2 separate regions of the Homo sapiens genome follow, and region 1 is linked to region 2. Evidence: read pairs that join two places in POLR2A ChIA-PET (ENCODE). Cell type or tissue: HepG2. All regions are shown on one strand. Links, peaks and the distances in the headings refer to the core of each region. The heading gives the core; the rest is flanking DNA.

Region 1 (16,491 bases), core at 5,407-13,406, 60 kb after region 2:
CTTCCCAACTCATTTTGCAAGTCTAACCAAACCATGACACAAAAATCTGACAAGGACATTATCAAAAAGTGAAATTATAGTAAAAAATCCTTCTTAGGAGCAAAGCCTCGAATAAAATATGAGGGAACTAAATCCAGAAAAGTATATGAAAATGATAATATGTCACTAGCAAATTAATTTTATTGCAGGAATGCAAGTCATCATATTAACAGAATAAAGGGGTGAATCAAATGATCATATCCATAGATTCAGAAAAATAATTTGATAACATTCAACATCCATTTATAATAAAACTCCTTGCAAACTAAGACTAGATAGGACCTTCCTAAATCTGATATGGTATTTACAAATAATTACAGCACATATAATACTTGATGGTGAAATACTGAAGGCTTCCTGCTGAGATCAAGGATAAGACAAGAATGCCTGCATCACTACCTCTATTTAACATCAAACAGGGAAAAAATATATAGGGAAAAGGAGAATAATTCACAGAATTTTAATGGTATGTGTAGAAAATCCAAAACAATCTGCAGATAAATTCCTAAACTAAACAGTTGGGAGATATATAGCTTGAAAATATAATAAACATTTGGAAAAGGAAAAATTTTCAGTTGCAATTTACAATAAAACCAAAATATAAAATAAATAGGAGTAAATAAAAATATGTAACAAGACCTCTACACAGAAAATTCTAAAATGTTATTTGGAGAAATTTTTAAAGCCCATAAATAAATGGAGGGATATACTATGTTCATGGTTTTAAAGATTCTATACTGTGAAGACGTCAATTCTGCCAAACTCGCCTACAGATTCCACACAATCTCAATGAAAACCATAGCAGTTTTTGTTTATTCATTTTGTAGGAACTGGAAACAGATAAACTGATTTTAAAATCTACATGGAAATGCAAAAGACCAATAATAGACTTGTCCCACCGGATACTGAAACTTATTATACAGCAACAGTAATTAAGAAAGTGTCATTTTGGCAAAAGAGCAGTGTAATGGAATAGAAAGCCCAGAAACTCAGGCACATATATGTTCACCAGACGGAAACCAACGCTGGTAGGTTCCTGGAGCAATATCCTCACTCTCTGTGTAATCCCAGAGAAGTTCTTCCCCTTTTTGGACCTCAATTTCTTCATCTATAACATGAGGCAGATAGACTACGTCACCCAAATTCTGATATGAAATGAGAATAAACAGATTAATAAATCCTTCCAGACTGCAGGTCTCCCCAATTCTCATTTCTACTCAAAAGCAAGACAATCTTCTAAGGAAATCAAACAACATTCCCCCTCTGTTTTCCAGGTTAAAAAGGCAGGGATTTAGGCACTGTGTCTTGCTACCTACTGATTTTAGTCCAAAATATTCCAGCCAGCCTGAATATAGAGGTCATGGCCAGAGTCTTGCTCTGTTTGCTCATTTAGAAGGCATGTAAGGAGTGGATAAATCAGGTAGAACTAGGTTTTAAAATACTGTTTTTCTTTTTCTTTTTTGAGACAGAGTCTCACTCTGTCACCCAGGCTGGAGTGCAGTGGCACAATCTCAGCTCACTGCAACCTCCACCTCCTGGGCTCAAGCGATCCTCCCACCTCAGCCTCCTGAGTAGCTAGGACTACAGGTACATGCCACCACACCTGGCTAATTTACGCGTTTTTGTAGAGATGGGGTTTTGCCATGTTGCCCAGGCTGGTCTCAAACTCCTGGGCTCTAGCGATTTGCCTGCCTCAGCCTCCCAAAGCGCTGGAATTACAGGTGTGAGCTGCCACATCTGGCCAAATACTGTTTTTCATTTATACACTCATCAAACTACTTCTAATCAAACTATCTAAGATCTCTGAGCCTCAGTTTCCTTATATGTGAAAGGAAAATTTTTGTGAAGATTAAATGGAATAATGCTTGTAATACACTTAGGACAGTATCTAGCACATAGCAATTATTTAATAAATGGAAGCCATTGCTGGCAATATACTAGAGCTTTGTTGGGCTATGATGATGAGAAGACAGGATGACAGAAACAGCAAACTAGACTTGTGAGGGTTTAACACATAGTGCTTAATGTGTGGCTGATGCTCAATAAATATTAATGGAATAGGCAAGTTACTAACTTGCCAGGCTCTCACAAAATCCTTAAGAGTCAAGGTCCGCTTGTTTATAGTGCCAAGTTCCCTTCAAAATAACTGGATTCCAGTGCATTTTTGCCCTTGTTATTACTGAAGACAGAACTCACTCCCACGTCCCCAGTACCGCATACCCCCCAACACACAGCTGGCCTCGGCTAGCATCACTTCCCTTCTTTCCCATCCTGAATACACAGGGGTGCCTCAGCCTCGTGTGGTCATCTTGTGCCTGGGTGGCTTGCAGCCTGCCTAACACCTAGTTTGTTTACTAAGCCTCTCCCTCACCCAGAGATTCCTTAATTCAAAATGGCCTATAAAGAAAAGATTTCAAAAGCAGCAAGAGGCTGGGTACTACAAATCCTGTTACTTCAGACCTTAACATTTCTGGCCTGTAAACACATGCCTGGAAGGTAGGAGTGGCCGGGGCTGAGTGCAGGAAAGAACCGGCCTCCCCTCCACTAGGGGGAAGCCATGCCACTCTTACTCACTCCTGGGTGGACCCCACTTGCGGGGCTGTGAAAGGAGGTTAGGTCCCCTCACTCCCTCCAAAGACAACATAAATCAGGATGCTTTTAGAGTCACAGATGAATATGCAGAACTGTAGTTAACTGAAGAGGTTTTCCTAATGACGGTTTTTGACTTCTAAGTGTATCAGGACCAGGCTGGAGTTCAGTGGTGCAAACTTGGCTCACAGCAACCTCTGCCTCCCAGGTTCAAGCAGTTCTCCTGCCTCAGCCTCCCGAGTAGCTGGGACTGCAGGCGCCCGCCACCACGCCCAGCTAATACATTTTTGTATTTTAGTAGAGACGAGCTTTCACCATGTTGCCCAGGTTGGTCTCAAACCCCCGAACTCAAGTGATCCACCCACCTTGGCCTCCCAAAGTGCTGGGATTATAGGCGTGAACCACCGCGCCTGGCTGTCCTCCTTCTCTCTTTAGCGAGGGTTACACCTGCCACCCAGGTGTGTAGACAACTTTCTGATTCTTCTGCCACTCGTCTTCTTGCCCTTCTCAGAAAGAGAATCTGAAATGGAAACCCACTAAAACGTTCAACCAGACAAACATTTTTCTCCAACAAAAATCCCTGTTATTTGCCAAAGGTTCATGTTGGGGGTTCAGTGGAATTAGAAATAGCTACTCTATAGCTAATTCAGATAAAGAAGCCTTCATTATTCCCTCACCCCTCAGCCTTCTCTGTGTAAGCTCCACGGCTCTGCTTCCCTCAAGGCTCTGAGCTCCCACATCTTGCAGGCCCTGCTCTTAATTTTCTCCCAGTTTTCGCAGAGTAACAAAAGGGAAGTCACCACTCTGCAGCCTTGACTCAGTTCTGAAGTTCCAAAGGCAATGAAAATTGTTACTTAAAGGTGTGAGCTTCTCTAGTTTGTAAAACCTGAAGAGTACTATCCTCTTAACTTAGAGCTCGGTCACCTTGACAAACCACCACTCTGTGGAAAAGCTAATGCAGCAGCCACTGTAATCCCATCTGGGGCTTGCCCTCTGCTTTGATTTCCTGAGTACAGCAATAAACCAAGTCAATCTTTTATGAGAACTGTTTTGAAGGAAGCAAGGGCATTAAGTGACTTAAATGACCGCATGTGCACACTCTACGGTCTGCATTTCTTTTTGTTTGTTTTTTGTAAGGTCTACCTTTCTGTTAGCACCCCTGAAATACAGGACAACATCCTCCAGCAAATCCATTTACAGTCATAAACCAGGGGCAGACGCCTGCCTTCCCACAGCAGGGGAAGCAGAAGCCTCAACCTTGGAACCACTAGAGCTTGGGAAGGGCTGTAACCCAGGGTCTTACCTCCCCCAGACAGCAGGGACCACATTCACATGTGGTGAGCTCACACCTCTCTCCATCACCCCATGGCACCCACCCTGTAGAATGGAGTAATTCAGACTCTATGTGTTTCCCTGGGACAAAGAGGCATTTATTTCAGTGGGAAGCAAACTTTTTTCATGAGAATACAGCCCTGAATTTTAGAATCAAAGCAGATAAAAAGAAAAGCTTGATTTTATAATATTTTATAGCTAACTTTTAAGAAATATATTTAAATATACACTCCATGCAGATTATTCATAAATACTGTCTACTTCTAATGAACTGAGAAATTTTACCAAATTACCTTTACCATGAATTCAACTGGAGTTTAGCAAGTAAAATATTCAGACTGGTTTTTTTTGTTTTTTGTTTTTTTGTTGTTGTTGTTCTGAGATAGAGTTTTGTTCTTGTTGCCCAGGCTGGAGTGCAATGGCGCCATCTTGGCTCACTGCAACCTCTGCCTCCCAGGTTCAAGTAATTCTCCTGCCTTGGCCTCCTGAGTAGCTGGGATTACAGGTGCCCACTACCATGCCCGGCTGATTTTTTGTATTATTATTAGAGACGAGGTTTCACAATGTTGGCCAGGCTGGTTTCGAACTCCTAACCTCAGGTGACCCACCCGCCTTGGCTTCTCAAAGTGCTGGGATTACAGGTGTAAGCCACTGCGCCAGGCCAAAATATTCAGACTTTATACTAACTATTATGTGGTTACTATGTGGCCTAGAACACTGCTAATACTTTACTCACATTACCTCACTGAATCCTTACAACAACCCTCTGAGGGAGGTACTATTATTCTCCTCATTTTACAGATGAGAAAATTGAAGCATAGAAGTTAAGTCACTTGCCTAAAGTCATATCGCTAAAAATGATGGAGCTGGGATTTGAATTCAGGCAGTCTGGCCCCAGTGATCATGTCCTAATCATTCTTCCTAGAATGTGAGAACAGGAATGTGTGATACCATTCACTTTGTGGGAAATAAATGTTTAATGTTTAATCAACACACCTTTACATTAGCATTAGTTCATGGGCACCACAATCCTGAATTACAAGCAATAGTGACTCGCTGTCTCCTCATTCCCTCCCCAAATGTGGGACTTGGCCTTATGGCCCAGAGCTCAAGGTCACACAGCCTCGTGATCACAGAGTCCATGGTGGAAAGGGCCAGAATTTCTTCCAGCAAAAGGATTAGAAAACCGAGGTTACCCATCCAGGACTATTTCTTTCCCTCCTGCTGTTGACTAAAGGAACATCACCACACTGGGAAAAACAGGAAGTTGGTTACCAGATATGCCAGAACAACAGCTCCACTGTTCAGAGCTACTAACAAGAAGCACAGTCACTGCCATGTCCCTGGGCCTCCTGCCTGGAAGGAAATGACCAGCTCCAGGGCAGTGCGGGGCAGGCCACAGGCAGTCTGGGGTGAGCCCTGAAGCCCATTTCTCTGAAATAGCCACTTGGCCACCCTGAAAGACCTGCTCAGCCCTAGGATCTGGGAAGAGCACCCAGGTTTATTGGGCATCTGCTATGCCAGTGTTTGTTCATGATCCCAGTCCCACAAATGAAGTTGGGTATCATTTCCATGGCAGAAATGAATTCGGCAAGGCTTGGAGAGCTTCAGTGATTTGCTCAGCCAGGACACCACAGGGGCAGGGACTGGAACCTGGCTTTGTCTACCTTCAAAGCCTTCAATTTGATGCATTTTTCATCATGCCATGCTGTGAAATTTCTTTCTTGAATTTAGCCAAAAGGGTATCTTCATTTTTATTTAGCCCAACAAAATAAAGAGAAAGACCAATTAATTGGTATCGGTTTATTTAAAGAAAAACACTTTATGTAAAATTTCGAATTCTAAAAGGGAAAACAAAATAGTTGTAGTAATTACGACAAAGACTAAATATCGATATTGAGTAAAGGCTACATATATACGGAAAAGAATAACCCAAGACCACTCCAACAGCAATATGAACAGAAATACCAATCTCTAACAAACTTGGACAATTTTCAACCTCACTATTAATCAAAGAAATGCAAAAATAAAAACAATGTACACTGGCTCTTAAATTGGCAATTAAGAACTTATAGAACACAATGCCGGTCCAAGAACACACTGCTAGTGGAAGTGTAAATTGTTACTATCCTTCTGGAAAGCAATTTAGTAATTTGCACCAAGAGTCATAGATGTGTTTGTACACTCCTTTACCCAGTAATTCAATTTCCTGTCTATCGTCAGGGATTAATTTAAAATATGAAGAAGCTATACATGCAGCATAGATACCTTCCTCTCTGCACTGCTTATAAGTGGCATAAGCAGAAAGCAGCCTAAATGTCATACAAAGAGGGAATGGCTAATAAATGTTGGTACATTTAGTCAATAAAATATTACCCAGCCATTAAAAATAATGATGACAGAGTCTACGTAGCAAAATGAAAAAATACAGTTAACTGCAACATTAGGAAAGAATAATTGAGATAAAGATATTAAAATGTTATAGAGGGTATATCAATCAAAATACTGTATGCAGTCTCTTCTTACAGGCTTAACATGCATTTGCCATACCTTCCACTTTCTATTAGGAGATTTTTTAAAAACAGAAACACATTTGGAATACTCTTGCCTGCTGTGATGGACATTCGCCCACTTGGCGGGGGCTACCAGGTGGTGAGTTTCCAAAAGTGAGCCTGAAGGGCGGCTCACAGCATCCCTTCTTTCATGTGGTTTCTAGGCAGCGTTTGTGCTGTGTTTCTGTTCTGACCCTACAAAGGGTACTTTTGTTCCATTAACCACTTGTGGTTTAGCTGCTACACTGAGGGTTATGGGGAAGCCCATGCAAACTGAACTGTAGAAGCTTTCAGACTTCTTAAAAACAAAACCCTGCAGACTTTCTGTTTGTTTTGCATCTCAGGAGCATAGGGTCGCATTTACCATGTGTGATAGTTCCTGGCACACCACTAGCCGTATCTAGGCAAATGCGCTGTATGTATACATGCTTTTTTATTTCCCTTTATCCTCACAGCCCACCTCCACTCCCCTCAACCCACAGGCAAACTTTCTAACATGCTTAAAGTATATCTTTGTGTTTACAGGAGTGCTAGAAAAATGTGCATTGTACTTTTCTGAGCACTTATTTTTAACTTATAGAAATATTAGTCTGTGCATCTCATTCTTATTTTTTCCACTAAGCTCTACGTTCTTAACATTCCCCCACACTGATACACGTACAGTTCCTAACTGCTGTGTGATAAATACACTGTGGTACACCCCCACCCAGGGCATTTAATGCTCTGTCCTCTCCCAGCCTGTCACTCTTTCATCCTTTCTCCTTCACCTCCTCCACTCATCCTGCACATGTGCTCTATATGCATATGGGTGAACAATATCAACAGTGTCAAATGAACAAGACTCAAGTTCTTTAAGTCTCTTAATTTTTTCCTTAGAGAGAAAATTGCACTTGACATTTGTAGTTTTCAAGAATGTATTTTTCATGTATTTCAAGAAGTCTCTGTGATAACTTTAATAATTAAGAATGTATAGGTTTAAAAATGCCCTTAATTTCCTTCATTCTCCTCCCTTAGACCTATTTTGAAGCAGCTGCTTTTAGAAGGCCATAAATGGCCACCTAAGACCCTCAAGGTCAGAATCTAAATTCCAGAGATGTCAGAAGGCGGCTGCTGCAGTTTGATGGCATGATTTTGTAATTTGGTATCACTTAGGTCATGCTTTGATCCTAAAATTGACACTCGAAGAGCCATATATGTCTCAGCAAGTGCACATACCAGGAAAGAACAAAAGGAAGTGGGGGTTTTTGGCAGGGACAGGAGCAGGGGTAATGTCCCTACTGGGCTCTGTGCCCTAGCTGTGACCCCTACCACAATAAAAGCTGTTTATGACTGTAACTCTCTTTAGTCCTGCATTTTACATTCAACAAAGCAGTTTGAACACAGACGCCTTCGTTTGTACCTCATAACCACTGTGTGTGGGCCAGAGTGGGTATTCTCAGCTTTGGTTTAGGAGGGAAGGAAAGGCTCAGAGGGCGAAGTGACTTTCTTAGTCACAAAGGCAGAAAGGAGTGGCAGTGACAGTCCAGCCTCAGTTGGTGGGATTGTCCCTTACCCTCTCCCCACTACTAGAGTGGGCAGCACAGCAGCACACTTTACACTCTTTGGGAATCAGGTTCCTAACAGTCTGTGTCTACCAGGGCATCAGTGGCTCTTGTCCTAAGGGACTCTGTGCCCTGGAGATCATACTGCTACCAGTTCCTCCTTCCCATGACCTTGGGGAACCATTCAGGGAGGCACCAGTGAAAAACAGGAGCTCCAAAGGGCTGGCTCCTCCCTGCTTGTGGTCATCTTTTTTCAGAGCTGGAAAAGATCTTAGGAACTTTATCCAGCAGGGTTCTGGCAGGAAACAGATGGCACTCTCAAAATGAGTAATCTGAGGAGACTTTAATAAGGGAAGCATTTATAGAACGGACCGAAGTGCAGTGGTCTGGGACCAGTAACAGTCGCACATTTACATGCCTAGGCCCAAAAGGGTGAGGAAGGAGAGGCTGCTGGACCCCTGAGACAGAGCGCCCTGTGGAGAAGGCTGCCTGCCAGGAGCCCAGACCTTTGGTGATGCCACAGGGTGGAGCCAGGAGAAATCAATACTTCCTCCGATCTCCTGTTAGTGCTCCCCACTGGGCAAAGCACACAATAGGGGCCAGGAAGCAAAGAAGCCCATTCATAGAGTCCCCACTGGTCGGCTTCCAGGGCACAGGGTAGGACAGAGAGTAGATGTGGAGGGCAAACAGAAAACATCCGGCACAAGAACTAACTAACCCAACCCTCCTGACTTGAAAGGTACTGCGCCTCTGCAGGGGAAAGGCCTGGCCCAGAAAAATCAATGGGCGATTTGCAGAGCTGAGCTGAGAACTCAATCCCTGGGTGCCAGTCCATACTCTTCTCTCCTCTTCATTGGATTTGAGAGTATCTTCTCCTATAAGCATGACTAAAACCTGGAAAAATATCAGGCTTTCAAATCAGCTGGAATTTGTTTATTTCTCTTTTATAAATGGTGTATTCCAAAGCTACTTCTCCATGGTACAGTTCCCAAAGCCTATGTTGTTCAGACCTGTGTGTTACACCTTGGACATGGGAGCCAAGGTTCTCACAATCTAAAGAAACCACAACTCAGAATAAAACACCTTGCAGCAGGTATAGGTATGCAAACACAAGTAGGTCTGGAGAACATGTCTGCACTTCTGCAGTGCCCAGCTGTGGCACAAGGAGGGAGGGGGGGAAGGAAGCCTAGCTCAGGCAGTCAGGCCCCTGGCCTTTGTGAACTGACAGAGTATTCTCCCAGCCTACTTACATACAGAAATAGCTGTGCATTGACCCACGAGTTGCCCAGGCCTGGAAAAAAACTCCAGGATATTTTAAAAATCACATGTTCTTCCAAGTCTTTTAAAACTTGACTGGAGAACTGGCTGGCTAAAAAAAGAATGAATCATTGAGATCCTTTTTGTAGGCATTATCTGAGACAAATTCAAAATCAAAGATCAAAACGTTATTTGACTCTTAATTTCCTTTATATATTCTATAAACCTTGCCCCCTTTATGAAGTAAGGCAGGCTTCCCAATTCTTTGGATAACAGGCTTGTATCAGGGAAACTGTGAAAACACTACCAATGATTAATCTTATGTAGATATTAGCATGATAGCTCTGTAACTACAAAATTAAAAACACTAGAGCATTTTTGCTCAGCTTTTTACTTTTTATATTCATTCATTCCATCTTTAAATGTTTTCTGAGTCCCCGTGTTTGAAGCTGTGGGCAGTACAAAGTGTAACAAGACTCGGAGAGGCAGCGGGGGGTCAAATCACAAAGGAAGGTTCTCCCACCTTCTGTTTCTTGTAGGCAGTGAGGAGGCACTGAAGGCTTCCAGAGGAGTGATTAGACTGAGTCATGTTTTGGCTAGTTACTTGGAAAGATGGACAGGGTGATGATGAGGAGACCTAGAGGCAGGAAATCCAGTTAGGAGGCTGCTGTAATATTGCATTTAAGAGGCAAGGATGGGCAGCAAAATGACTTTCCCAGATCAGAGAAGGAAGTAGCAGAGATTTGGATCAGGTCTGTCTGATGCAACAGGGAGATATATCCTGGCCATGTGGGAAGAAAGGGACTCCTGGCCACTCATACGTTTTCTCTATAAAAAGGGGGCTGAGCAGAGAGCCACAGGCTGAACACCAAGGCTCTGGTGAGCTATGCCATTCCCAGGGTCTAGTCTCAGTCTGGCACTCACAGATACTGATCTTTGGGAGCCCGGGGTGGGCTAGTTCTCTAGCCAGGGAGTAGGAAGGGGACCTCTTGCCCTTGACAGGTGCCCCCATTTATCATCCAATGGGTCACCACCTCCTGGTGAGCCAGTTCTCCCTTGTACAGCTCTTCACACTGTGAAGTTCTTTCTCATCTCAGGTGAGATCAGTACCCTAGGGTCTTCCATCCACTGGGCGGGTCCTTTCCTCAATGCCTGATAGAGTGCCCCACTCCTCCTTCTCCTGGATGCCTAAGAAGGGGCCAAGTGCAGACCCTTCCTCAAAGGGAACTGGTGCTAAATAGCCAAGAAAAGAACCCTAACCAGCTTGGCTCTTCTCAGCAATCTGGCTTGCTTCTCTGCTTCAGGTGCAAATGTCACATAATTAAGTTCAAAGTTTCAGTGAAAGGCTGCTCTGTTCTGCTGGCAGTCTGACAGGCAGCCAGCCCACAGAGCCAACTTTATCCTATAGAATTCTTCATGTTACGATTTACTATCCTGCCTTCCAGCCTTGGACAGGTTGAAGGAGAAGTCCTGAAGCCACAAGAGTGTGCAGCAGGGATCCTGTGAGGAGGGGAGTGCCATCTTGGTTATTTTCTGCTTACACTGTAATAGCCACTGCATGAACTGCTTGAATAAGTCAGTAACCTGGTGGCAGCGGCAGTAAAGGCTGGCCTGGTGACCTGGTACCAGCCAGAAGCAACTGCACATGGACTTGGCAGGAACCCTGTCCTGACAGTGGTAGTCGCTTGACCCATTGTAGCTTCTCTGGGGAAGAGTAGAAATGCAAGGTGGACAAGAAGAGGGACTCCTGGGCTTTTGTCCCCAAGAAGCTCTGAGCTTGTGCCTGTTACTATGAAGTCACCTCACAGCTCAAATTGAGAGGAGTCTGGCAGGGGTGTGGCAGGTGCGGTACATCCTTTGCTGACTGTCTGCCTGGACATGTTTGTGATAACCCTTGTGATAGCAAGGACATCCTTGTTTGACCCTAAGGTCCCAAGAATTACACAATAACCTAAAGCCACTACTGAGGAGACAGAAGACCCTTATTCATCAGTCCTGCTCAGGTCCTGGTCAATGAACATAAGTTCACACATCCTGTGTTACCAGAATCTCTCCCACCCCCTGCCCCAGCTTCCAAAATCAGCCTCATACCTCAGGGTTCAAAGCTGTTTTGCTGCAGCAGCAGCTGTAATAACAGCAACAAGAAGGCCTCTCAAATGGATCGCTGTTTCAAAGTATGTGCATACATATTCCCTCATTTGTCCTGACAACTGTCCTTCACCTCTTACTAGCTAGGAATGAGAGGTGTAGCTAACAGCAGCCTCCTTTTCTAACAACAAAGTCTGCCTCAGGAATTCCAGCAATCGGACCGGCTGCCCCTTCCCAAGTCCTCTCCTCCATCTTTTCATAGAACGCATACTCTCCACTGTGCCCTTACCCTTGGCTTAGTATACCAGTAGGCCAAGGCCTGTGCTTGGCTCTCTAGCTGCCAGATAATGAGAAGCCCACCACCATCTCAAAGAGCCTCAAACAGTCTCAAACAACTGAAGCCCACCTGGGACCAGCACCACCATGTTATTCAACTTCAGAACGGTGTTTCTTGGAGCACAGCTCACATACCTTTCACTGTAGATGTTGCCCCCTAGAGTTGTGCAATACTGTGCATCTGAAACTCTCTGAGTAACGTATTGGAGAGGATGTGGGATCCAGTGAGCACTTGCCACAGCCACAGGCCTGTGTTGAGGAAAGCAGCCACAATGTGTCCTGTAGTTAACGGGTGACCGGTGACCCCTGGGGCAGGCTGGTGTAAGACTCTGTCTAACTGCAGTGTTGTTCAGTGGGAGGCCACTGACCCACCCAAGATGTTGCCTCCTTGTGGGGGGTTTGAATGTGAGATGCAGCAGAAGCAGCAGAGACAGCAGTTGGGGTGAGAATACAGACAGAGAAGGAGAAACAAGAGGAAGAAGCGGGCAAAGAGATTAGCTTTCCACATCTGGAGGAATCCCTAGGGAGGGGAGCCATGGATGCCCAATTCTAAAATGATGGCATGATGGGAGGTACCTAGGAAGACTCCTGGCACATCCTGAACAATGAGGTGCCCACAGGCCTGCTGGGAAGTACAGAGACCCATGGAAAACGGACTATTTGTTGCTGTGACCCATACCAAGTTTCCCTATGTCCTTAGAGATCTTCACAAGGAGCTCCCATCCCCTGGGGCAAACTAGGTAACCTCTTGCAGGTTGAAAGAGCCTGACTAGAATAGGGAGATATTATTACCAGAGGAAACTGAGCTTCAAAGAAATGCAATGACTTGCTGGCATAGACACTGATGGCCACTGACCCATCAAACACGCACTCTTCTCCCTTCCTAATAGAACTCTGATTCCTTAGGGATGGCAATGTGCCCACCTAAAGCTTTTCCCTGGCTTACAGATAGGTGACGATGAGACATAGTCCTGGCCTGACATATAAGCTGAGAGTTTCAAGAACAGCATTTGCTCTTCTGAAATAGGAATTGCTCCTTCCTCCTTCTCTACTTTTTCCTCCTGCTTGGACCCCTCAGAGGAGAGGCCTCAGAATGCAGCAGCCATCTCGCAACCACGAAGATGAAAGCCACATACCAAGGATAGTATAGGCAGGAAGATAAGAGATGAGTCCCTGATGTCACCATATCAGCCTGGACTGATTCCATCCAGAATTCTCACTATGTCAGAAAGATAACTACCTACATATTTAAGCTACTTGTGGTTGGGTTTTCTGATTTTTGTGTAGCTCAATACCTTTCTGGTTGCATACACCTGCCTAAGTCACAGAGTTGCTGGTAAATGGCAGAGCTGCAGATCTAACCAAGGTCTGTTCAACTCTAGAGCCTTCTCTGCATATTTCCATTGGATGGTACCACCTCCTGCTCTCAAAGCAAGAGGTCTGCAAAGTAACAAGATGCTGCAGGTAAAGCACATGACATATCATAGTAAATGCACAATAAATATGAGCCATTGTTATTTAGGTCAAGTATTACTATTATTAGGTCTAAGCCACTAATTGCTCATCTGTTTTAGTGCCTTAGACAATAGAGAAAATTTGGGAACTCACAAAGAGGTGTCTCTGTTTCTGAGGAAGGGAGAATGAGGAAGGGCTAGGTTTTTTGGTTTATGGAGTGACTGGGAGCAGAGGGGTTGTGTAATGAGATGGACTACCATTCCCAGAGAGCTGCCTGTCCCCCTGGGAAGAACAGCACAGACACAGAGGCCAGAGTGAACCCTGGCATGATCAGTGGATCTGAGTTCTCCCTTCCTGTTCTTGACCTGGACCCAGGTCCCTTTGGAGCATACACAGAAAGGCAGAGGCCCTGAGATGGGGGCTGAGCAGGTCCAGCTGGGAGCATCAGGCACTCTGGCAAACTCACACATTTCTCTTCCTGCCCAGACTACTAATGATTACTAATATTCTGTAGTCATTAAATATGATGTTCTCAGGCTGTACGTGGTGGCTCACACCTGTAATCCCAGCACTTTGGGAGGCTGAGGCAGGCAGATCACCTGAGGTCAGGAGTTTGAGACCAGCCTGGCCAACATGGTGAAACCCCGTCTCTACTATAAATACAAAAATTAGCCGGCGTGGTGATATGTGCCTGTAATCCTGGCTACTAGAGAGACTGAGGCAGGAGAATTGCTTGAATTGGGAGACGGAGGTTGCAGTAAGCCGAGATTGTGCCACTGCACTCCAGCCTGGGCAACAGAGCGAGACTTCGTCTAAAAAAATAATAATAATAATAAAAATAAGTATTATGTTCTCTAAGGACTTTTAATGACATGTAAAAATTCTCATGGTACCTTAAAAAACAGCTGGCATATTAAGCTATATATGTGAGATAGGTTCCATGGTCTCCTCATGATATTTATCCATATACATATATAAGAAATTAAAAGGCAAGAAAGCTCTTAAAAAGCCAATGATGGTTAACAATATTATGGATGACTTATCTTTATCGTTTTCTATATTTCATAAGATTTCTACAGTTCCTTTAATAACCATAAGTCCTTATAAATAAGTTTTTCAAACAATATCACAACCTGTCACACTTTCCCTTTCTTTCTTCAAATCTTTGTATCAATAGAAGCCAAACATTTTCTTCACTGTCAAAATGTGACCCTTACTAACTCCTATAAATATTATCCTAAAACTTGAAAGCTGATTTGAAGAATTGCTAGTTCTAGTTGTGAATAATGTCAGTTCAGGGGTTGTATACATGTTTCGTATTAGATATTCCCTCAGCCTAATTCTATTGCCTTATGTCCGGCCAAACAATTTTCACAATTTGAGTAGATGTGTAACATCCTCAGCTACACTATCTCCAGCTCCATTCCCTCCCCGCTCACACTCAAGCCTTCCTCTCAAGAATGGTGACGATGACATGAACTTCCTTCCTTGGTTCTAACCCAAGGTGTAATTCAGTGATAAAGCTCAAAGGCAACAAAAATTCTCATTTTCATGGGAGGCAATATTTCATTGTGATTAAAGGCCCCAGGCAAGTTGTTTAACCTCTCAGAGTCTCAGTCTTCTCACAGGGAAAATGGAATGACATGACCTACTTCATGGTCTCCCCACTGATCCAAGCTTTTAACAAGTATAATCTTGTAGGTACCATTATTATCTCCATTTTACAGATGAGGAAACTGAGACCCAGAGAAGTTAACTAATTCATCTAAGGTTATTTAGAGATAAGCAGCAAAGCTAAGGAGTTCAAAAAGTATAATTACAGAGCCCATTCTTTTAACAACTACACCTACTTTGCAATACTCCATTGCAACTGCCTACATAGCCTGTGAATGCAATTGAAGAGTCTTTGGGACTCAAGGCTCCCTCTGAGTCCTTGCTTTTTTGAGAGCATCTGCAATGTCCTGGCCTCCTCACTTTCTTCTCTGCTATCTTCTCTGATCCTCATGCCTTCAGTTTGAGCGTGTCTTCTGACTTTCTAAGCTCAGAATTCTCACTTGCCACCACATCATCAGTCTCTCAGTTTCTCAACGCCAAACTCTAGAGGAAGCAGCCTGATTGGCTCCTGTTTTTTGCCTCTGCCCACAGGATGGTCGTAATTCAGGCTATGAGTTGGCAGCTCCTGCACATGGGGCTTTCCTTGAACCAGACCCTTGTGGTGGGTAAGAGTGGTTATGTGCTACAGACTGCAGCATGGCCCCTTGGCCCACAGGAATAGATTTCCTATGATCTCTGGCTTTAGGATGGGCTAGTTACTGAAGGCATGAAAAGTCACTTTACAATTTAAAAGATGGCATTCCTCAGGAATGTTTAGTCTCTCTCCCTAGGTGAGCTCCTCCATTCCCATGAGTTTAAATATCATCTATATGCTTGTAGGTCTCAAGTTTACATCTCCAGCCAAGACTGCTCTTCTGGGTTCCAGCCCAGGGTATCACTGCCTACTTAGCACTTCTCCCTGGAAGTCCCACAGACATTGCAAACTCTATTTTTCCAAAACAGAAGGGCTGGTATGGCTCTCCATATATGACCTGATCCTGCTTACTTTTCCAAGTTTATCTCAAGTTTCTTTCCTCCTCATTCACTCACTGGGATCCTGTTGACTCCTGGATCATGCCAAGCATTTTCCTGTTGCAGGGCTTTGGCACCTGCTGTTTTCTTTGCCTAGAATGCTCCTTAATGGTATCTCTCCCCATAAGATATGAGGCTTCTCTGACCACACATAAAACTAGGCCCACCCTGATATTTTCTATCACAGTTCTCTATTTATAGCTTTCCTAGACCTACATAATCTGTAATTAATTAATTTTTTGGTTCACTTGTGATTGCCTGCCCTCCTCACTACATAGTAAAGCATATGAGGGCAAGAACTCTGTTGTATATCATTGTTGTATGTTACTTGGCACATTAGCAGGTCCTCAGTAAATATCTGCTGAGTGACCAAATAGAATGTGAGTCAAGCAAGCAACAAAAAACATTTTATAAATGGAATACATGAGATCATGTGTGTAAAGCTCTTGGCACGGGGCTCGTAGTAAGCACTCAATAGATGGCACTAGTAATATTATTATTACTATTGCTAGGTTAAACCATGTGATATTGCTAATATTTGAACTCTCTTTACCTGCAAAACAGCAACTTAACGTGGTCCAACCTAATATTGCTATTATTTGGACATGATATGTGGCTTTTAAACATGCTGTCTGCTAACAGCCAGAAAGCATACATTTCAGTACAGTATTCTTAAA
Region 2 (16,472 bases), core at 21-8,020:
AAGAAAGCAAGGACATGGGAGGGAAGGGACTTGCGTATCAGGAAAAGAGCCCTGGGCCAGGAGGCAGGAGACTGGAATTTTCATTTTAATTCTTCCCATCGTATGACCTTTAACCAACCCCTTCCCTGGCGGAGCCTCAGTTTCTCCATCTAGACAATGAGGCAGCTGGACCAGCTGATTCCCAAGCTTTCTCCAGTTCTGACACCTTGCACTCAAGAACCAAAGACTACTGACATTGCTAAGAAAAGACATCCCGTTGTGGCTCAAGTACCAGGAAAGTCTCCTTCCTGGGATATCAGGCCAGATACGCTCCCTTTAAGACCTTGGACTTGACAAGGAAGATGGTTAGATCATCCCTGTGGAAAATCTGACAAAAGCCCCCCAGCTTCAACCTCTAAAGCTAGTTTTCCTACAACATTCCCAATTTGTTCATAAATGAAGTTATTTCCGGAAGAGCTTTATGCAGATAAGGAAAAAAAATCAGAAGCAACGAAGACGCATGCCAACTGACTACGGCATCTTTATTCATAGCAGCCTGCGGATCCGAAAACTCACACCCTTCCCCCTTTTTCTTTTGGGGTGGGTATTTGCTAAAGATTCTCTGGAGAAAACGATGCAGGAATGATAAGATCAGTCTGGAGCAGCTGGCATTGAAAATGGACACTTTTTCCCGAGAGTCCACCATAAGTGGGTGACTTGTGGCATTTTCCTGTTGCCTGCTAGGAGAGTAGCCGAAAGCAATTACACAAGGAAGTTAATTAGACCATCAAGCTAGGCCAGTGGGGGATACGGAAACTTCTGAAATTCAAATCAAAGAACTATTTGAACTTGCAACCGCATCTAATATTTACGACTATAGTTTCCTTATAATCTCAGTATAAAATAAATTCATTGGAGTGAAAAAAAGAAAAACATTGTATTTATTACAGTATGCTTCCTTTTGATTCCGTAATAAAGTTATTACTGAAATGAGAATTTAGAAATAAAGTTCATAGGAAATGTAAGTACTAAAAAATCTTAATTGAAACTCAAATTTAGCTTCAGTTTCTTACCTGATGTATAGTTCCATCGATTTCAACCGGAACAATAAAATCAGCATTACTAATAGGCTAGAGAAAAAAGAGACTATAATTAATATGTCTGAAGGAACAAAAAAACTCTGGAAATTTTAGCAAGAAAAAAGCCTGCCTAGACCAATGTTTTGGTTATTGGAAAAAACAGTTCAGGAGGAGGATGATGAAGCATGCCTTGGTTCCTTAAAATAAGCACAAGCAGGAAAGCACATTATTTTCCACTGTGAATGTCATTACATTTTCAGCATCTTGGTCCAATATCACCTGCCTGGCCTCAACCAAAAAGTGTGGCACTGCCTGGCTAGAGGATGGGGCTCCTGAAAACTCCAGCTCTTGCCCAGAGTCTTGCTGGGGTGATGGGGAATCACTGCTAGCCACCAGGGGGAGGAGCTGAGCATGTAATGGGCTCCGAGGACAGTGCTGCTTGAGGGAAAACTATTTGTACTTGGACCCACAACTGGCGGCTGCCCTGCGATGGGCTGCTCAGCAGGAGAAGATGGCCACACGGACTCAAAACAGTAACAAGGCCATGTGGGGGTAAAGTCAGAGGCCGCAGGCCACACCCTTGGGCAGGCTCTTCCTCTCCTTGGACCTCAGTTTCTCCTCTCTTCCTTAGCTATTGTGATGGGTCTGATGCATGCCCATGGCCCCAGTCCAGTACTGAGAATCAGTGATTTCAGGCCCTCCCAGGTAGCCTGGCACCAGCTCCTGCCTTGGGTGGGGGTACAGAGCCAGCCCACCCTATGCCTGCTCCGCTCCAAGGAACACAACATCCAGCACACCCACAAACTTCTGGATATTTTAAATAACTCTTTGACAATATTAATGACATTTAAAATTCAAATATGATTCTTCAGCAGTCATTACGTTCTCAATGATGAACTTACACACAGTTCTCAATGGAATTCCACAAATTAGGTACAAAACTACTTAAATGAACAGGCCCAACTGAATCATCAGCCTGCAAACCCCTGGACAAGAGAAGAGAGACAGAAGGAAGGAGAAGGTGTGTGTGGTGGCCTCTGGGCAGGGGTAGGGGTACAGCATCTGGTCAGACTCTGAACCGAAGTCTGCTTTTAAGCCCATCACAGTACACACAAACCCTCTTTGTTGATATATAAACTAAAAAACAAAAAACAAAAAACAAAACAAAAAAACATGGACAATGCTAGGTCATAGCACCGTTACTAAGCACTTAGCTTATGATCACTGTTTATTTACTCCCAGAGTTGGAAGGCCAAGGATGAGTTTAATATCATATAATTGCACAACTAAAATCAGAATCATGCTAAAAAACAAAAGGAAAGACTGAAGGAAGAGACTCTCCCAAGGCATTAGATTATGGAATCACATTCCACGGAGTATATTAAAAAGAGAAAAACCATTCCCCAGCTTACAGCAAGCACCACCCTTACTCTCCTCTCTCCTGCTGGTATAAAGGAGACTCTGCTACAGCTAGGGTTCTTCACTTGGGATCCATGAACCTATGCATTGTACAAATGTACATTTTCGAAGGGAAGAGGGTTCACAGCTTTCAGATTCTCAAAGGACTTTGAAATGCCCAGAACTTTAAAAACCATAAAGAATATTCTGGTTGCAAATGTAGGCAGGCCAGGGGAGGGAAGAAATGAGGAAACACCATTCACATTAGCTTGTGGCATCAATGCTCTCCGAGCAGGTGCTAGAGACACTGGGGGCTACCAGGGCCTTGCCTTTGGAGCCAGGAATCCTCAGTAACATCAGGTGATCTGGCCAGTGTTGCCTACACTCCCACAGTTGCTTGGGAGGGAGTTCTCTATGCTGTGATGGCAACCGACCCCTGCTCTGAAGGGCTTTCCTTCACAGAGACTTGGAAAAGTCCTGAGCAACTTGCCCATGGGGGAGAAATGGCTTCCAATGCTATCTAGGGTTAAGCTGGGACACAAAGTCACCATATCCCCTGGACCAACTATGGAAGGGGCTGGTCCTCAAGTGCTAGGGAATGAGGTGGTCCCTGCATGCCCCAGTAGCCAGAACAAGGCAATTTCTCACTGCTAGAGGTCAGTGTGGTCTCTTCTCCACTCTTCAAAGGACTCAAAGACAATTTTCTGGCTTTGTCCTACCAGAAAGGTCTCTGTTTAGTGAGAAGAACAAAGAAGGATGTTTCTGGTAGAAAGGTGTTTGGGCACATTTGACAGCTCTTCTGCTTCCTACAACTTGTAAGGAATGACTATGGTTCATGTGAGACACATGCCCCATCATGGATGGTGACCTTCATGTCTCTCAGTGAAGGGGAGTCCCAGGCTGGTGGGGGAAAGAGGAATGCAGTACAATGATAGAGCAGTCCCATTACCAGAAATAATCCAAGGAAAACAAGACCAGAATCCTAAATACCTGCTTCTTCTCCCCAAAACACCAATCTCCTATTTCCAAACTTTTCATCATTTGCCTCTTTTATACAATTTATTTCACGTCAAAAAAAAATGGTTAACTAACTCATTTCTTAACAGTGTCGCCACAGCTCTTCCTGCATGGAGGCCGTTTCTGCTGTTTTTCCAGCAGGAAGATGGAGATCAGGGAAGGTGACAGGAAGGAAGAGTGTCTGACCTCCACACCCTTCAGGAGGGAAGTCCTGAAGGTGGGTACTCATTTAGCTGTGAAGCTTGCAAAAAACCCCAGCCACTTCTTGTCATGAAGATGCTCAAATTAAATGGCTGAATCTGTTCAGATGCCCTGAAGTCTGGAAGTCTTCTTCAGAGTTGGACATCTTTCAAAAATCAATCTGGGAAAATCTCCATGATACCAGGTCATTTGACAGTTTCCAACAGAGACTCCCCTCCCCCTCCCAATAAAACACATAGCACTCTGGTCATCTTGACAAATATAAACAGTATCCTGGGGGCACTGAGTGCCTTGTGCCACCTGAAAAGTATTTCTGCAGCGGTTACAGCATTGGAAAATGCAAACCTCCTAAGAATGAGGTCCCAGTGATGTTGGTAGCTTAGTGTTTTCTTTCCAAACTAATTATGTTAATATTCAACTACTTTAGTTAATGTTCACCTGGGTTAATAAGCAGCTCCTGGGATTTCTACATGAAGAGTGAAGTCACACACTAACCACCATAAGCTTTCATCCTTTTTGTTTTCCCTTTTCCAATACAATTGTTATCAAATCACAAAGATCATGGATTTTTTTTTTATGTTGATTTACCTTAAACGAACTGTGCACCAATGTTTCATCTAAATCAATGACCACACATTTCTTTCCATAGTCAAGCACCGTCACCTCTGGAAGAAGGTACTTAGCTGGTGGCTAAAGGGGAAAAATAAATCAGTATTACATTTATGTAAAAGACAAACCAATCAGTATTGCATTATACTACTTTCAAACATTTAAATGCCTGGTCAAGCGTATAATGGGCTTTTATTAAGAACAATAGGAATAAGTAGTTTGCAACTAAAGTTTTATCAAATACGGTGCCACGATCTGAATGACTGCTATGAAGTCCTAGGCTTTGGAACCAGACAAACCTGGTTTCAATCATCAGCTCTGTCACTTTCTTGGTTGTAAATTGGGATAGTAATACCTACCATGAAAGGTTGTTGTTATCAGTTATAATGGCAATAAAATGCCCAGCATTTTGCCTCACACATATATTGGTGGCTACAGTTATTATTAAAATGGATTACACAAGAATGAGTATTTAATTATAATAGGTACTGTCACAATGGAGGTCTGTTTCGTGGGGTCATATTTTGCCTGAAATTCACTGTGGCACATAAGTAGATATTAGAGCTATGTTGGAACTACAGATTTTTTTTTTTTTTTTTTTTTTTTTTTTTTTTTTTTTAGTGACTGAGATTTTTAAAAAACTTGAAGACAAACTATAGGCCCACCAGCATAATGCAGTCCAGAGTTACCCCCAACACTAGGAAACAGAAATAAGACCAATCCAGGTACAGTGCCACCTTGTGCCACCGCACTGTGGTAGAATACTGAGCAAATGTGGTATTTTTACCCCTTGGATTCTCTGCCTCTGAAAGTTATACTTTAATCCACATGTTGTGTGTTGACCAAACAATCTATTTATGTGTCTTAGTAGCAGGTGACTCAAATCTCGTGATAAAGAAGTCATAAAGAGTTAATAAAATGCTGGGTATCTTCAGCCAACCATAAAATGCTAGGTATCTCTGGCCAACCTCACTCGATTTAGAGGATTTATTTCTTTAGGCCTTGCCTCATTCTAGAAATGATCTGAAGTATTTTAGTCTACTTTGTGGCATATTCAATATCCAGAGTTAACTAATTAATTTTCTGACCTGCAAAGAAGGTCAAACTCTCTTTAATATTTGATACAAAACAAAAGGAAATATCTATTCTGAGCCCCTGAAGAATGGACAATTTAGTTCATCAAATAAAACAAGAAAAAAATGAAATCAAGCTGTATTTCCTTTTACGTGGCTCTTTCCTCTTTTTATTTTTTTGGTTCAAACTGAAAGTCAGTGATCAAAAGTTAATTTTGAACTCTAGCTGGTTCAATAGTAAATGTAACACAGGCAGTCAACAGGTTAGGTAAATTTGCAAGTACAATGATCACCTTGGCAGACAGAGACTGTCCAGGGTTGCCCAGGAAGAGGCTACGTGTGGAGACATAAGCATTTCTAACTCCATGTTTCTTCCTTTCCAACGTCATCCAGAAGAAAGAGCCTTTATGGCCTCCCATCTCTTTCAGCTGGAAGCAATCCTCCCTAATCCTGCAGCACTGTGACGGGATGTGGGGATGTGCCTTGGAGACAGGCACGAAATTCGAGGATCTAGAAAGGACTCTGTCCTCCATTACAAACCAGTGAGTCAGCAGGTTATTTTTAAAAAATTAAATTTGCAAAAAGTTTTCTATCAAAAGGTGTTTTTAAAAAGGCAGAGTGTGATGAGCTAAGTGAACATAGTAGAGAGAATGTGGGTCATTTTTGTTGTCTGGGACAGAGCAGAAAGCATGCTTGTGACCAGAATAAAATTTGTTTGAATTTTTATTACACAACTATTTAATATAAAACACATTCTCATTGTAAAGATTATAGACCTATGAGAGTAAAACACAATCATTCTCTTTTCTATGTCTCCCTTTTGACATTAGTGTCTATCCAGTCCTTTTCCTATGCGTTTATAAACTACTAAAATGTTTTAACTTATTAATTTAATTGTTAGCCTGGAAAATAAGGATCTAGAAATTCTAACCCTAGCATCTCTGAAAACATCAAAGATCTGCCAAAAGTGGTTCATTTTCCAAACCCAAGAATAAAGATTACTTTCTTAGCACAGTTAACCCACACTTTACAAGCATTCTTTAACAGTAAGTAAAACCCCTCATGGTGCAATCTAAGAGAGAAAAGTTAACAGTAAGTAAAACCCCTCATGGTACGATCTAAGAGAGAAAAGATGGAGAAGGGTGAGACTCATATTAAGCAAGCAATTGATTTTAATTTGTGCTGCAGGGAACAAGGCCAAGTTGGGAGGCAACAGGCTAGGAGGTTCCATTAATCCTCTGCTGTTTCCTAAATGCACACAGCTTCCCTGAGAGCTTGGCTTTAGATTAATGCAAATTCTTCAGCCCATGGGTAAGAATTCTTTGGGACAGCTGCATCCTTGGAAATGTAAGGATGCTATATAATGACAATACACAGTGCTTTGTTACTTCAATTGATCTGTTCAGGTGATGCTTGAATCATTAACTAAGAAATGTCCTGCACCAAGTTTTCTCTGAAGTCTTCATAAAGCTGAAGAACAAGAGAAATACCAGTCACATCAAGAAAGGTCTTTCTTATACAAAATGACTTGCTCAAATGTACACAAAGAGCATTGCCGGGGGGTGGGTGGAGGAGGAAGGGACCACGGCTTGCCATCCACGGTTTGGGAATGGTATTCATTCCTGTTCCTTTCCTGGGAGTAAATCTGAAATTTCCTGTCCTTGGCAGAGAACTGGCAGCCATGAATAGTTAACACTAAGCTTATTTCCTCTTGGAGTGCCCATCCCACAAACTCTCATAAATCTTACAGATGTAGTACCTCTTCCTGGTACATTGGATTATTGTTTCCTTACTTAAGATTTCTCAGGCTTAAGGTCTGCACGCTGTGCTCCTCAAGCCCTCAGAGCTCCAGGTGGATGTCAGGGCCTAACGCAGGAGGGGAGCAAGAGGAACTCTAGACTGCTTTTAATTAGAATAGCTGTCCTGCTTGTATGTTCTTCATAATGTTTTCGTGGAAAGAAGTGTACTATTGCTGTATTAAAAGCCTTAGGCAAATAGCATAGAAACATAGCTGTTAGAAAACAAATCCTCTCCCCTTTCAGCATTTTTATGGCTCGGTTACACTGCCAGCCTCATGTTTGTGAGCATCTGTGTGCTGTGTAATTTAAGCAAAAGTATGGGATCGGTAGGACTCAGGACACAGCCTCAGTGGCGTTCCTCACTGGGGCCAAGGCATTCGAGTGCTCACCTCAATTCATGACCACCCATACTTCAGCAGTTTCAAACTTTCGTTCCCTCTGCATCTTTTCCTAATACTTCAATACCCGACGTTCACCAAACAGCCCATGAAGCTTCCCACTAAGGAAGGCCCTAAATCCTGGCTCATAGTTGGGAGATGAACGATACTAATGGTAAGGATAAAGATGTCATTTCCAATAGGCGTGCAAAACATGATTACTCAATAAATGGTGCTGGGACAACTGAGTAGCCACTTGGAAAAAAGGATAGCTTCCTACTTCATGCCTTACACCAACATACATTCCAAATGGATCAAAGATTTAAAGGTATAATGGTGAAACTATTAAAAACTATTAAAATACTAGAAGAAAATATAAAATCAAGGAGCATAAAGGATGATATTAATATTTACTTATATAAAACTAAAACTTCCTTGTGGCCAAAATAATTATAAACAAAAAAGGCCAAAAGATATATCATACATTTGGGGAAAAGTATTAATTTCCTTAAAATTTAAAACGACAAGCAACACAGCATAAAAAACTACAGGAAATGAATAGAGAAGAAGAAAGCCAATGAACTTGTGAAAAGCTGTTCAAACTCATTGATAAAGAAATGCAAATCAAAGTAATAAACTGATACCAATCTTTGTTTTGTTTTGTTTTGTTTGTGAGACAGGGTCTGGCTCTGTAGCCCAGGCTGGAGTGCAGTGGTGCCATCCTGGCTCACTGCAACCTCCGCCTCCCGGGTTCACGTGATTCTCCTGCCTCAGCCTCCCGAGTTAGCTGGGATTAAAGGCATGCACCACCACACCCAGCTAATTGTGTGTGTGTGTGTGTGTGTGTGTGTGTGTGTGTGTGTGTGTATATATATATATATATATATATATATATATTTTTTTTTTTTTTTTTTTTTTTTTTGAGACAGAGTTTTGCTCTTGTTGCCCAGGCTGGAGTGCAATGGCATGATCTCAGCACACCGCAACCTCCACCTCCCGGGTTCAAGTGATTCTCCTGCCTCAGCCTCCTGAGTAGCTGGGATTACTGGCATGTGCCACCATACCCGGCTAATTTTGTATTTTTAGTAGAAATGGGGTTTCTCCAAGTTGGTCAGGCTGGTCTTGAACTCCCGACCTCAGGTGATCTGCCCACCTCAGCCTCCCAAAATGCTGGGATTCCAGGCGTGAGCTACCACGCCCAGCCTAATTTTGTATTTTCAGTAGAGATGGGGTTTCTCCATGTTGGTCAGGCTGGTCTGGAACTCCTGATCTCAGGTGATCCGCCCACCTCGGCCTCAGTGGGATTACAGGTGTGAGCCACCGCACCCGGCCACCATGCCCAGTTAATTTTGTGTATATTTTATAGAGATGGGGTTTCACCATGTTGCCCAGGCTGGTCGCGAACTTCTGAGCTGAAGCCATCTGCCCTCCTCGGCCTCTCCAAGTGCTTGGGTTATAGGTGTGAGCCACTGCGCCTGGCCTGATACTATTCTTTATTTTCAGATTAGCAAAGATTGAAACATTTGATTATCATTTTCAGTAAGGGTATGAGGCACTCTCATAGATAATTCATGAGAATGTAAATTAGCATAAGCTTTTGGAGGATAATTTGGTTTTAATGTACCAATACTGTAAAATATATCCTTTGACCTAGCATTTCCACAAATAGAAACTGATCACAAAGAACTATCACACAAGTCCATAAGCACACAGAAAAGAGGATATTTTTAAGAGAAATATTTGTAATAGCACAGAAGTGGAAACAAAGTAAATGCCATCAATGAAATATAAAACAATGAGGCAGATATATACCTACTAATATTTGGAAAGATGTTCAAGGCATCTTGTTAGAAAGTAACAAGCAATTTGCAGAATGGTGAATACAACACAATTTCATTTATATAAATATGTTTGTGTTTGTCTGGAAAACTTCTGGAAGGATAAATGACATATATTAAAAAGTGGTACTGCCTAGAAGGCAGTAGGATTACATTGAGAGATATTTTCTCTTTGCTTTAATCTTTCAACTTCACGTACGTGTGTATGTATGTATTCCCACAGGTGTTAATCCCAAATCCGTCAATATTTAAAAATTAACCATGAGCTTGAATTACTGTTTAGTAAAAAATTAAAAGACCAAACCTACACATACAAACAGAGCAACATGCGAATGAAAAAAGAGGGGTGAGGTGACAGGCACAGATAGGGACCCCAGATGCAGCTGCTCTGGTCACCACAGGCTTAGAGGATTCTTTACCTTCAGGGCCTGAAGAAAGCTTTCAGGAGGTTGTGGGATCTGGTTTGGAGACTCAGCACAAGCCCAGATTTCTGCTCCTATGTATGGCACCCTAAGCTCTCAGGGCTCCCAGCACTCACCAGGTCCCCCTGAGGTCCAGAAAGGCCAGAACCACGCTGCTTATGCAACCTGGCGCCTTTTCAGGTAGGTGCAGATTTTGCAGGGGCTCCCAAGACTTGATTCCAGAGCTGAGCTGGCCCGGATGGACTGGGATCAGTCCTATATGCTAAGCAGTCAGTGGAAATCACACTGTGCTCACTAGTGGAAATGCTTTTCTGGAGGTCATCATTCAAAAGTGCAAGTTCCTTTAGCTTGGCTGTTTCTTTGGGCAAGATAGTTCATAGGTTCACATGGCCTGACCCAACATCTCACATGTAGGACACAGTCAGCAGTTTATTGATCTATCAGTAGGATCAATTACATAAGGAATTTTCTTCTTGTTTATCTTATTCCAGAATTCTATACATGGCTGAATCTACATTTGTGGGAAAAGGGTCCGTTTCTTCAGTGGGGTTTTTATACTGACAAGTGCTTTTGTTCTGCACTTAACTTTGCACGTGGCTGCCAATTAGCTTTAAGAAAAAACAGTAATAGTGATATTGAAGGTGGAAGGAGAGATGCTACCTGCCATCATTTAATGTAGGTACCTCTGCAGGAAAAAAATATGTCAAAAACTACTTTATATAAAGGTTAAAGAGTCTTCTGGTATTAACTCTGCTGAGCATCTTCCTCAAACTCTGGATAAAAAGTTGTGCTGCCAGGTCAATCTTTTTGATCAAAGCCAGTTTTCTCAACAAAACCCAACCCTCAGGCACATGGGCAAAGTCAGAATCACTACACAGACTCTTGCAACGCATTAGTCAATGAAGAGTTAGAGTTTTGAGAAAAATGAAATTACTGTAAACTTTTTGGGCAATTTGTAAGTGACATGTACTACCAAAGCCTTTGGAGTCAACCTGCACACGTGAAATCCATCTACTCCTTTCTATGTAAGATTGCTGTGTCTATTGTATGTTCCCAGAAAACATGTGAAAAACTCCAAGGAAAGAGAGATGAACACATTTGAATCAAGTAATCTGAATCTGATCATCTTTACAGACTAAAAAATTAATTTATAGACACATTTTGAAACCTAAATCCTTCTCTAAGGACATAAGACTATTTGAAAGGTCTTGTTTGATACAGGCATCTCAACTGTAAATTTCTTTTGGGAGTCGGTCTTCAGTTTACTTCTTACTGACTGGCCTCAGGCTGGGTGGCTCTGCTGGCAGAGCAGGAGGAAGAGAAGGGACAGCCAGGACAGCGGATGGCTGAGGGGTGGCTGGTGCAGGACGGTGCTGGGGTGGAACAAATTTCAGGGATGACAACAGAAGTGGGGGTGGCCTCAGGGAGCGCCCAGCTGGGGCAGAGTGGCAGCACAGCAGGCCTGTGGGATGGGTCCTGCAAGTCCCGAGAATATAGTTACAGTGACTTCTCTGATCTCGGAGCTACAGCCATGCTACCACTGATAAGTTAGAAACAGTCTGGTCACCTGGGACGTGGGCTTGGTGAGCCCAGTTCCACTGGGACTGAATCTGCTGCAAAGAACTGGGTCTGGGCAAAACAATGTTCCCGCCAATCTATGGAGTTGAGGCTAAGATAGTGGGGTGTGGGTGAGGCCTCTGAGCAACCTCAGCTTGTTCAGCTTGGAGGTCCTTCCCAGAGAGAAAGGAAAAATGAGAATTAGGTTAATGGAGCTGGCTGCCCTGCTGTTCCTGAGAAAGGAAACTGTCTCTGTACAGAACTTCCTGCTCACAGTTTAAAATGCAGCTTCAGTTTTCTTTTTAACAGAACAGAGCTGTTTATACCACATGATAAACTCACCATAAGCAATAACATTAAAAAAAATCCTTTATATAAGTAGGCCCAAAGCCACAAGATTTTATGACTGTTTTAATAAATAAAATTAGATAAATATACATACACTTGGTATGGGAATGACCTGCCTCTGGTCACCCTGAGGAAAAAGAAAAAAAAAATCATTGTCAGGTTCGAAGAGAAGATCATATTCTCAAAAGAAACTTCAAAGCCCTCTTGAGCACAGCAGCTGCATGATCTGCCATTCTCTGTACCTTGGTGGTGTTTAATCAACAGGAGGAACCTGAAAATTTTCCACAGTTAAGGCATGAGGCTCCTTCTGTCTCTCAGACACCTGCTCTCCCAACAAGCCAGGCTGGGCTCCTGAGACTCACAAACCATTTTGTGTATTTAAATAGCACCTCCCTTACTCCCAGGAATTCAATCCTTAATTAAAAAACAAAAATAAAAACTCATACTTTAATCCTTGGTTCCCTCTAAAAACTGTTTGTTTTTTCTTTTAAGCAAGTTTTTCCCTAAAAAGACTAAGTCAATATCATACGCAGGGAATGGAAGACATGTTCACCAGATTACAATGACCCCCTGGTCATTCCAGGAGCTCCCCAGGGGAAGACTGGGGAGAGGGGACAAGGCAAGGTACAAGAAGTTCCCTCCCAGGCAACAGACAAGGGGATAGCTTTCCTTTAAGGGAAACACAATCTGTATTCACAGGGAGTGTTAAGAAAACCTAGGCCCCAAGGAAAGGCCTCAAATATTCCTCAGCCCCAAATGCCAGCCATTCCAAACCTAATTGATGGAAACACTTCATTATAGCATTGTTAAGAAATGCTAATAAAAAAGTTTATTTCCACTGAGCATTTCCAGTTTCTGTTTCTTCTTTTTTAGATGGCCTAATAAGGCAATGCACTGCTTCATGCCTTGTACACTGAAGGATTTGTGAAAAGATGTGTCCATTTTTATTAAGAGGGTTACAGTGATAATGAGGTCTCACGTGAAGGGGCCAAACCTGATGGCTCGCAATGGCAGCTGCCTGGCACCTTTCTGAGCTCTGTTTTGACACTAAGAACTATTTAGCAACTTCTTGATTATCTCCAACCCCTAGTCATCACCTCTGCAGCATAAGAGCAAGTATCATTTCCTCTTGAGATGATCTCCACAGTTCCTTCCTTTTTCAGATTTCCGGCTTGTCTTAAGGATTTTAAGCTTCCTTCTGACATCACTCAAGGCAGAGCTATGCTGCTCTCCAACAGACAATGCAATCAAATAAATCAAAGTTTTCAAGAACTTGCACAGATAAATTCATTTCAGAAGCTCTTAAATAATATTATTCCTAATACAGGGACTCAAGAGTAGGTCACTGCCCCTACAGACATACTTGGCGGAGGACATACTTTTAAAAAAACTTTTATTTTAGGTTCAGGGGTACATGTGCAGGTTTGTTATATAGGTAAATCGCATGTCATGGGGGTTTAGTGCACAGATTATTTCATCACCCAGGTAATACGCACTGTACCCAAGAGATAGTCTTTTCATCCTCACCCTCCTTCTAACCTCCACCCTCAAGTAGGCCCCAGTGTCTGTTGTTCCCTTTGTTGTCCATGAGTATTCAGTGTTTAGCTCTCACTTATAAGTGAGAACGTGCGGTATTTGGTTTTCTGTTGCTGCATTAGTTTGCTTAGATTAATGGCCTCCAGCTCCAACCATGTTGCTGCAAATGACATGACTTCTTCTTTTTTACGGCTGCATAGTATTTGGTGGAGGAGATTTTAAGCAGAAGCTCACAGCCTATTTGGGTCTCCTTATTTTTATTTTATTTTACTTTACAGATGGGGTCTTGCTCTGTCACCCAGGTTGGAATGCAGTGGTGTGATCACGGCTCACTGCGGCCTCAAACTCCTGGCTCAAGCCATCCTCCTGCCTCAGCCTCCTGAGTAGCTGGGACTATAGGTGTGTGCTGCCATACCTGGCTGGGTCACTTCAGAGTAGGGTTTCTCAACCTCAGCACTAGTGACATTCTGGGCTGGATAACTCTGTCGTGAGGGATGTCCTATTTGTTGCAGGATGTTTAACAGCATCCCTGGCCTCTACTCACCAGATGCCAGCAGACACTCTCTCCCCGTCTAGTGACAATCAGTCTTCAGCTCTGCTCTAGTAGGAGAGTGCAGACAGCCCCTGCACACAGGTGCACCTTCAGAACACACTTTCGATGAGATGAGCATGTCAACGACGCGCAAGATCACAACAATGCAGCTGAAGGGCCTGAAAAAATGCCCACTATGAGCAAGCAAAGGTGCTGATCTAGAAGGATATTTGGGCTTGAAAATTACCCTAGAAGCTTACATGTATGTATGTGTGTGTATACAGCATGAGGTATGCATATATTTGTGAGTGTCCAGCAATCTGTTTTACGCTGTCCTTGCCCTTAAAGGTCCTCCATGGTCTTTGCCATTGGGGTGCTGACTCCTCCCAGCCCCTGGAGGCTTCTGGTCTGTAGGTCCAGGTTGTGGCTGTGATGGTGGCAATGGCTGCTAACCCAAGCCGCTGCTGCAGAAGCAGCTGGAAACTCAAAGGCTCCAAATCCTCATTTCTCCAGGTCAAAAGTAAATATGCAGGGTGGATGGAACCCTAGAGGTCATCTGTCCCATTCTGTCCATGGCCTTCCTTCTTCCTCTGGCATGCTGAATTCTGAGAGGCATAGATACTTAAGGACTCAGCAGTAGAAATGGGCCTGGAATCTGCTTCCACATCTAATAGGCCTGGGCTTTGTGTTCCAAATGTCCTGAGCAAGCAGGGTGCAAGAGGTAGAGGGTCCTCCTCTGGGAATTCGCTGCCCTACTCTGACAGGGCTCTTTCTTTGGCGTCTGGTCTCCCAGATTGACTAGTCAAGTGTTATGGAAATGACGTATCACCCCACTTTGGATTATTAAATTAACTCAAAGTTAACATAATTCTTTAAAAAGCCATCTTGACAAATGTTAATAGAAGGAAGTTCATGAATGAACAGTAACTCCAAGTGAGCTCAGCTCTGCTGGAGGAACTGCCTCTAAAGGCCTCTATTTCCTGATAGATACGGCTGAGTACTCCAGGAAAGCTTCCAGGGCTGCCATGCCATTTCCTCATATCATTTCATCTACAAAGATACCAAGCTGTCTTCCTTATTTTCTTTCTAAAAATGTCTCGGTTCTTTGACATTTTTTGTCCCAGAAGAACTTAAGCCTTTCTATCCAGAAACAGCACACACATTTCTCATAAACATGAGAAATCAAAATCTGTTATGATTTGAATCAACTTTGGTGGAGTCTTTTGGGTTTTCTATGTAAACAGTCATGTCATCTGCAAATAAGACTAACTTTGTATCTTTTCCATGTTTATACCAATTGTCTCATTTTCTTGGCTTATTCCATTAGCCAGAACCTACCATTGATTTTCCTGTGTTGGTTGCTGTTTATTTTTAGAAGATAGCTTTTTATCGTGTATAGTTTTCTTCTTTGGCAGCATTGTTGATTTTATATATAAAGATTTATGGGCTACTATACAGTTCATGTATTAGACCATTTGTCATAAAGTGCCCCTAATTATCCTGTTTAATGCTTCTGAATTTGAATTCTGCTTTATCTGATATTAACATTGCCACTCTTGCTTTCTGCTTGATCTGCCTTGTATATTTTGCCCATTTCTTTATTTTCTACCTTCCTTTATCTGTATATGTTATGTCAGAAACTGTCACCTACTGTAATTGTCATTAGCACTGTCCACCAAATAATTCCAGTTTTCTTTCTGAATATGTGGATTACATTTCCATTTCCCTTGAACTTAGATGCAGTCATGTGACTTACTTTAGCCAATAAAATGTAAGTTGAAATAAGGCATGTTTTTCTGAGTTTTCTGAGTGAAAACTTTAAGAGCCAATGTGATTTATCACATTTCCTTTGTTCTGCTGTGACAGTCATGGAAGCAAAGAGATGGGGCGTAGGCACGTGAATGAGGATAAGATGGTTATACTGTCCAGTATGGTAGCTACTAGTCACATGTGGCTACTAAGCACACAAAATGTGGCTGGTCCAAATTAAGATGTGCTGTAAGTATAAAATACACATCAGATTTTGAAGGATTAGTAAGATAAAAAGAATATAAATTGTCTCACTAATATTTTTTCTATTGATTACATATTGAGATAATATTTTGGATATAGTGATTAAATAAAATGTTATTAAAATTAATTTCACTTGTTTTAAAAATATTTTCATTAATGTGGCTACTGGAAAAAATTAAATGATACATGTGACTCGCATTATATTTCTGTTGGATAGTGCCACAGAACAAAAGGCTCAGCCTCAGCCAACCCATTATAAAGAAGTAGCATGAGTGAAAAATAGACTTTTATTGTTTAAACCTCTGAGGTTTTGAGGTTGTTACTGAAGCATAAACAAACCCATACTGACTAGTGTATCTACTTATGAGTCATTCCTCCCTTGTCCTGATTTTGTTGAGAGCAGGAATATGCTGGGCTAAATTCCTCCCCTGTTGCTATTGGATAGCCATGTGACAAATGGCTATACCCAATTGGTTTGACTAAGTCAACTGTATGCTATTTCCAAGAATATACCTGTCATCAGATAGAAATGATTTTGGCAGTAAGTAAAAGAAATCTGCCAGGCACTGTGTCAGGCCAATAAGACATAAGCAGAAGTCTCCTGGGTTTTTCTGTGAAAGCATTTACTTTCCATAAAAGGGACTGACATGGCCAGTGCCACCCCTTCCTATCTTCTTCCTTTAAATGTGGAAAC

What was found. Peaks named below come from ENCODE experiments on the same cell type or tissue, not always from the same donor. Only the 100,000 strongest peaks of a DNase experiment are listed, where the experiment ranks them.
Region 1: POLR2A ChIA-PET joins it to region 2 with 17 read pairs; 2 of 35 experiments call an interaction of 5 or more read pairs at or near these places.

Annotation. Positions count from the first base shown.
Region 1 is chr3:37,898,330-37,914,820 of GRCh38, reverse strand. The region is part of intron 1 of CTDSPL (CTD small phosphatase like); the gene reads right to left. Among named protein-coding and RNA genes, the nearest start is that of CTDSPL, 45 kb to the right of the region's middle. RefSeq lists enhancers at 8,028-8,077, 10,486-11,212 and a silencer at 8,529-8,823. In HepG2, for the core only: no CTCF peak of the experiment used is centred there; DNase peaks (open chromatin) are centred at 6,740, 7,670, 8,700, 11,350 and 1 weaker place.
Region 2 is chr3:37,952,463-37,968,934 of GRCh38, reverse strand. It overlaps CTDSPL (CTD small phosphatase like), which reads right to left. Exons shown (of 8, transcript NM_001008392.2): 3 at 11,792-11,824; 4 at 4,263-4,364; 5 at 1,053-1,109. Among named protein-coding and RNA genes, the nearest start is that of MIR26A1, 8.7 kb to the left of the region's middle. RefSeq lists an enhancer at 6,459-7,070. In HepG2, for the core only: a CTCF peak has its summit at 1,449 (motif pointing right); DNase peaks (open chromatin) are centred at 1,464 and 4,074.